2 separate regions of the Homo sapiens genome follow, and region 1 is linked to region 2. The links are chromatin contacts, found by Hi-C or POLR2A ChIA-PET in ENCODE. All regions are on one chromosome and are shown on one strand. Each heading gives the region's core, a stretch centred on a gene start or an enhancer-like site at or near the end of the contact. The rest is flanking DNA. Distances are from core to core; before and after follow the strand shown. Region 1 overlaps RFX3 (regulatory factor X3). Region 2 overlaps RFX3 (regulatory factor X3).

Region 1 (3,768 bases), core at 193-2,692, 270 kb before region 2:
TCAGATTCTTTTAGTTGGAATGGACTTGGGAAGTTATCAAGTTGAACCCCTCCTTCCTCCTCCCCACTTCTTATAGGTAAGAAAACTGAGGGTAAGTGACTTGTACAATGACATAGAACATCAGAATTAGGACTGTCGAACTCCAGCCTCCACACTCCTCCGCAAATGTTCTTAGGGCTAATACAAAACTTTTTTTAAAGGCAAAGAACTCAAATGTACTGCCTTTAGTGTTTTAAGTAACTGTTTATCTATAATTTTGAACTCCATATTTTTTTCTAGAAAAAGCAAGTTTTATAAATCTGCATTCAAAGTTTGCATAAATACCTTAATGTTCTAATTATTTCCAAATGTAATTTTTGGTATATGGATTATTTTTAGAATGACGTAGAAATAAAATTTAAAAATGTTTTCCAAACCATCAGTAGGCTTTATTTTAAGGAGAAATGCCATACTTACTAGGTTTTTTAAAAAGAAAAATATTGTATATTTAATTCCTATTATTTGTATTTCCTCTTATTGGGAATTAATGATGTATGTCATAATCAATGTATTAGTGTAAATAATTTTCAGTCCTGGTATGCACGTCTTTACTTTTTTGATGAGGGTAAAGGTGCTTTTAATTGTTTTAAGAATTTTTGTAAACATTCATTTAATTATGAATTTTAAAAATGGAAATCTTTGTTCTTGTAGGTCACTCTTTTGTGGAACAAAAGTAAAATACTGGCAGCTGATATAGGTGGTACAAGCTGAGACTTGCCCAGCTGGGCTTTAAAAGTGTAGCAGCGCTCTTAAGTAGCAGTGAATGAACAGAATGAATATATGAACGGACTGCCCTTTATTCCATAGCAACCAGACGCAATACTGGCAACTATGCTATTATCTGATTTTTTATTTTCTTAATCTGAGTTTTTGGAAGGTTATGTTGTTTACTTTTTAATAGTATGGGACTGTGGCAGGAATTGTAATTACCAAGATTTTGTCTAATTATTTCTCTCTCTCTCCTCTCTGTGTCTCTCTTTCTGTGTGTGTGTGTGTGTGTGTCTGTGTTTTACAATTAGAAGTAAATCAGTGAGCTCAGACTTGAATTAGTTTCGGTATTGTGCTAAAGATGAGCAGTTTGAGCCCTAACCCTGTTAATTATTTGAAACAGTCAATTTAAGAGAAACCAAGAATATGGCAATTGAACTTCCCAATGTAACCTGATGCTCTCTGCAGCCTCATTTGTGGTAACAAATATGAAAGGATACATTTATATAAAACAGGAGTATGTTTCCTGTGGGGGAAAACCGCTTGTCATTTGCTTTTAACAAGGTGTAAATCCCCACAGATAAACCTTCTTGTAAAACTGTTCCCTTTGGATTTAGCCTCACCTTCAACAAAAAGGGAGATGTAATAAACGAAAGTATGATGAAATATTAGTTAGCTCTTGCATTTTTTGCCTAGAAGTTCCTCTTTTTTATTCTTTATCATTTTTTAAAATTTAATGCCGCTGTTTCAGATGAATTGAGAGAGTCAGAATATAATGCATTACATTCATTTTACTTTCTGTTAATGTTTTTAGGGGGAGAGATCTAAATAATATACTTTTAGATTGAACTATATTTCTGATATATCAACATATATACTGACTCATAAATTAGAATGGAAAATACAAATATTGAAAGTGTAATTCAAATGAATAGAAAGTGCTAAATACTTGCAAGCCTTAAATTGGGATTTGAATATAGAGATTGAGTTACCAGAGTAACTAAATACTAGACTGCTGTATTTGTTGGATGTGCAGAGAAGGAAACTCAAATATGGAACGTGGTCTTAATGTCTTATGAATCATTTTTACTTAACTTTTAAAATTCAGATTAATAGAGTCCTCTAAAAAGAAGGTTTTTTTGAATTTTTAGAAATAGCTCAGAGTTTTACGTTTCCCTCTGTCAGAATCTTTTCAGGATTCCTCATTGCCTCTTCGTCAGAGTCGTTTAAGAAATATTTATTAGTTATCACAGTGTCCCACAGAACAACCACAGTCTTTGCTGTTAGGAAGCTTATAGTCTCATGTCCATTTTCAAACTTGTATTTCACCACTTTTCTCTGTACTTCCCCTTTTTTGACCAGTCTACATTTCGTATCTGTGGGATCTGCATTTGTGAATTCAACCAGCTGAGGATGGGAAACACTTGAAAAAAGAAAACAATATATAACAACACAACAATAAAAAAAGTAAATACAGTATAACAACTTTATATAGCACTTACATTGTATTAGGAATTATAATTAATCTAGAGATGATTTAAAGTATACACGGGAGGATGTGTACAGGCTATACACAAATACTATGCTATTTTATATAAGAGAGTTGGGCACCCTTTTTTAAGATGGAGGTCCTGGAACCAATTCCCCATGGTTACGGAGGGACAACTGTATTATGTATTGGTTAAGAGCATGAACTTCAAAATGAACAGCCCTGGGTGTGAATTCGAGCTCTGCCACTGACTAGCAGTTTAATGTTAGGCAGATTACTTAAATTCTGTGAAATAGGATTAATAAAATCAACCTGAAAAGATTGTTTCAAAGACAGTATATGACATAGTCAAAATAGCACTGTGCCTGACATGTGAGTGTTTAATAAATGGCAATTGCTATTATTATCCTATATGGTCTGAATTCTGCCTTGTCATTTCTTTTCTCTAAAACTTAGTTCTCATCCTTTATTCTATTAGAATGTGTTTTCTACCCTACTTCAATTAATCTCTTCTAAAATTTGAGTGGTCCCTAACTTGATGGGTTCATTTCTAGTAATTTCTTATTATCTCTGCTAATTGGAAATTGTGATTTAGATTTTTGTTTGTTCAGTTGTAAATGCTTAATCTTTTTAAATTGTTTATAAGCTTACTGAGGGCAGAAGACTCCATAATCAAGGTTTTTGAACTCAGCATGAGACCCAGTGTCTTTTTCTAGTAGAAACAATGAATAGTTGTTTAAGCTTCAGATTGTCAATTTGGAATCTCTAATCAAATTTTAGAAAACACATTTCACTATTTAAAAATTTTGTCTAGTTCTGATTTTACAATGACCTTTCAAGCAATGCAGTCTTACTTTTATTATTTCCATTGGATTTATTTACTTCTTTTTTTTCCAAAATGAATTTAATGGCATGAATTCATGAATTTCTGGATATTTCTTCAAATAGAGTATCATGTAGCTGGCAGTGGATTGGGCTGACCTTAATCCAGGTCTTTTTCTTCTTACCTTTTCAAATGACATTCTGTCACCTCATTCTATATTTATATATATACATTTCTCTATATGTGAAATTCTAGACTCATATATCTATATATAGATATAATTCCAGACTTGTTTGGATTTTCTTAGTATCCAACAAGGCTAATATCTTACTTTCAGAAGTTGGGGAATGCCTTTAAGGATTCTATACCTTATTTCTATTTTCTAGTTGTGACAGGGTGCAAGAATTCCTTAATATAGGAGAGACATGCGGGGCATTATGGGAACCTTGCTTTGGGGGACTACTTTGAATATCCCAAACTTTGGGTTTTTCCTTCTACTGCCTAACTTTACTGTGCCTGCTGGGATGTCAAAAGTAGAGGATCAGGACTTCAGTTCCAGGGTTACACCAAGGCAACCAGTAGTATCAGAATGGAATTACTACAGTAGTGAGATCCATGTTTGCATTTGTGATATTTTAATTAGGGTTGCACTATGCGAAGGTATGATTATCTGCCTTTATGTCTGCTACAGAGACTTTACCCTGAAAAA
Region 2 (3,486 bases), core at 420-2,919:
CTAGTGTGACTAGGGAATACACTTTAAATGTGCCTGTTGAACAATAGACTTGTTACAACAGTATTTTAAAAGCAAAGAATATTATCACAAGTCGAGATAGTTTGCAGGAAAAAAAAAAACAATCATGGAAGAGTAGTGGCTTAGAAAATGTAAGGAATACTTGTCAAAAATTATACTGTTGATTGTTATTTAGAGTGAAGCTTATTATTTACTATATTAGTATTTTTCCAATTGAGGGCAGGCCTTGTGCCAATCCCTATTCTAGATGTCTTACATTCTTATTTGATACTGATTGAAACCTTGCAAAAGATGTCTCAGTATCCCTATTTCACCAGTGAGGAAAAGAGAAATTGAAAGTTGCCCCAAATCAAAACTAGCAAGTGGTAGAACTAACTTTAGAAAGTAGGACTGCCTCACTTCAAATAGTCAAATGGGATGGGCTTAATCTATCTTTCAGTTTTTCACCATATAAATTATTATAGTTTCAAAATAGGGATTATGTGCAACTCCCCCAAACACACAAACACATAGACACACATTTTCTCTCTGACAATCACAAGCCAGGTGCCTAGCTTAAAAGTTTTTATTACTTTGTTTCAGAGTTTTTTTTCCTCTGCCTTACAGGATGCCTCTTAATACGCTTGCCATCTTTTCCCCTTGCACTTTTTGTTAGTAGATATTTAGAATATGAAAACTAAATGGAATATTAGTCTAAGCAAATTGCATTTGGAAAACTAAATCTGCCGGAAAAGAACAAATTACACCCTACAGCTCCTGTACACCCATCCTGAGACCAGACCTAAATCAAACATTTTTTTAAAGAAGTCGTAGTTTGGTTTTAGTTGTAAATCTGCTCATCTACATTAGCACAATTTCTGACAACTTGAAAATAAATTATAGAAGTGACCCCAAAGTTCCAGAGAATTGGCTCCGTGTCCCATTTTTTCTTCCTTGTTCCTGGTTTGTCATTCTGTTCATTTCTCTTCTTGGATTTGAGAAAGGAATCTGTTGACTCAGCAGCCCAGGGCTGCGGTTCTTTCTCTCTGGGATCCCTGCTCATTAGCTTCCTATGCGTGGCTTTCTTCCCTGCTGGCTCTGGGCTATAACCTCTCCTCTCATCCTCTTCAGGGAATGGAGAAAATTTGCTTATAACTGTGATCTAAACATAATCATGCAATAGGTACCCTAAAAATACTCAAGGAAGGAAGTACAAAGGACAGACTACCAATTGATAGGACGTCTTCTTGGATTTCATGATTGATACATTAGATTTCTTTACTCTGGGCAAAAAAAAAAAAAACAAAAAACTCCTAGACCAAAAAGTGTACCTTCTCCTTAGAAAGTGCCTGTCAATACTATTTCAGAGAAATACTATGAAGTTGGACTTTTGTGGGTGCTTACGACAGCAATTTCCCTAAAGAGCTTAGAAGTGGGGAAATAAACCAAAATAGAAGTTGAAGACTTTTTAAAATATTTCAAGGACTAAAATGGTCACTGTAGACATCAGGAAAGAAATCTCAGCACACAGTCCTCTTCAGCAAAGTCCACCGCTAAGTTATTTGTTTAGTAAAGAGTTTGTCAGGTAGCACTGCAGCTATTTGGGCAGACCCAACCAGAGAAAAAGATTCCCTGGCATAGAGTAAGCATGACGGTGCCACCTACTGGCCACTTTGCCACACTCTGTCATCCTGTGCCTAGCCCAAGTGGCTCTTGGCTTTGACACTGTCTTTATGGTGGTTTTGCTCTCAACCACAGGTGAAGATAGTGGTTGCTGGCCCCCCTGATAAATAAATAACTCTTGTTTGGGATAGGCAAATTCCTAAACTCACAGGAATTGTTTTCTTTCTTTATACCATCCTTGTATAAAATATACTACCATAAAATGTCATAAAAATTAGAGATTCTCTGCAAGAATATGGGCCTTATGTGATGATAATACAAGCACTTCAAACCTGATTGATGCTTGTTGTGAAGGTTTTCTTAGTACAAAGGGAACATGTTTCTACACTGCCACTCTGATTGTCTCTCCAGTTAATGATTTCCAGAAAAGAGAAGTGGTATAATCAAAATTAAGATATAGTCCTCTGATAGAATAAATTAATGCTATGCTTTCCTATTAAATAATATAGGTGTTTTCAAGGGGAGCCAGTGTTAAATTAGGAGCAAGGTTCGTTCTATTTCCCCAATAGTTTTACTTGCATAAAGGATATGCTGCCTGGCCCAACCCTGCAATTTACAGGGCCCAGGATACCATGTGTCTAAATATTTTAAAAGTTATGAATCAGACTATAAATAAAATCTGTTCTATCCACCTACCTTGACAAATATGTCTTGATAACAACTTGGAAGGCTGAGTTTGGATTTGAAATTCTGTCTCCCCTGAGTTCCATACCAGAAAATATTGACATAGACATAGCCAGCCCGTGTCGCCAGCCTCTGGCCCTAGACTGCTTCATCACTCCCCATCTTATATTATGAACAGCTTTGTGCTCAGATTTGTGGACACCTCAGCCCAGTCTTCAAGTTTTGTCTACCTTTTGCAAACAGCTGCCCCTTTTTGGCTGTCTCTTCATGCCTCTGAATGGTAGAGTTGGAGAAGAGAACTGCCAGGGCCTGGAAGGGAACTCAGAGCCACGGGGCAGGGAATTCTAGGGTCTCAGATAAGAAGAGGTGGTATGGGAGGAGGGAGGGAAGCACAGGCTCCAAGAAGTCACATCCAGCTGGCTCTGTGGACTCCTTACACTGTAGGAAAGGGACTGGCAATGGAAAACACAAAGCAGAGTTCTCCATAGTGTGGGTCTTGGGCCAAAGGCCCCTCTTGCTTTGGCCTTAATGGTGGTGTTAAATGCTCCTGTTTTTGAGGCTACTTTTCTCTTCAAAGGCAACTAAGGCCAATATTGTAATCTGAACACTTCACCGCCTGCACACTCACTTGTAAGTGTGTCTTAGACATTTAAACACAATTAGGTACACCTGTTGCTATGTCCCCAAGGCAGGCAGAAAAGCCGGAACAGTTAGAATCATGCTGCCCTGTTTACAGATTGGCCAGTAGCACACATTGCCAGGATAGCTGTCTAGCCCACAACAGCAAGACCAACAGCCACTGCGGGCAGGATTTGCCCACGTGTGGAGCAAACTGCCAGAGATCTTGGCCTTCTTAGCAGGTTTCAATAAAAACTATTTAAAGATACATAGAAAAGTACACATACACATACAAAGAAAAGTAACCAAGGAACACAAGGTTTTACCAAATGGAATGTTGTTAATCCTTGCAAATATTATAAAACTAGAAATTAAAGTCAGCAACCTTTTCCTCGCTTGCAAAACCATGTATCAGTGCTAAATGCAGAATGCTTTGATTTATTTGGTTCTTGTTTGGGAGACATTTAAGGAAAATAATAATGCTCTGGACTCCTTATATTGAAATTTCAAGATGTTTCTTTTCACCATCAAAAACATCCAGAATAGCTGCCATTACCTACCTTT

What was found. A loop is a pair of places that touch in the nucleus more often than their neighbours do. ChIA-PET counts read pairs that join two places held with the same protein, here RNA polymerase II (POLR2A). Pooled maps may share reads with other maps.
Region 1: a map of PC-3 shows a loop between it and region 2 (6-fold over the local background). The contact joins two enhancer-like sites. A Hi-C loop is called at or near these places in 3 of 168 maps with a recorded cell type or tissue (GM12878, PC-3 and mammary epithelial cell) and 9 of 50 pooled maps. POLR2A ChIA-PET finds 5 or more read pairs at or near these places in 1 of 52 experiments (GM12878).

The regions. Positions count from the first base shown.
Region 1 is chr9:3,506,230-3,509,997 of GRCh38, reverse strand. All of the region lies in intron 1 of RFX3 (regulatory factor X3), which reads left to right. Among named protein-coding and RNA genes, the nearest start is that of RFX3, 18 kb to the left of the region's middle. Within about 2 kb of position 1,442, at least 5 of the 41 ENCODE cell types and tissues checked have a DNase peak (open chromatin) inside an H3K27ac peak, as active enhancers do.
Region 2 is chr9:3,239,039-3,242,524 of GRCh38, reverse strand. All of the region lies in intron 15 of RFX3 (regulatory factor X3), which reads left to right. Among named protein-coding and RNA genes, the nearest start is that of LINC01231, 59 kb to the right of the region's middle. Within about 2 kb of position 1,669, at least 2 of the 41 ENCODE cell types and tissues checked have a DNase peak (open chromatin) inside an H3K27ac peak, as active enhancers do.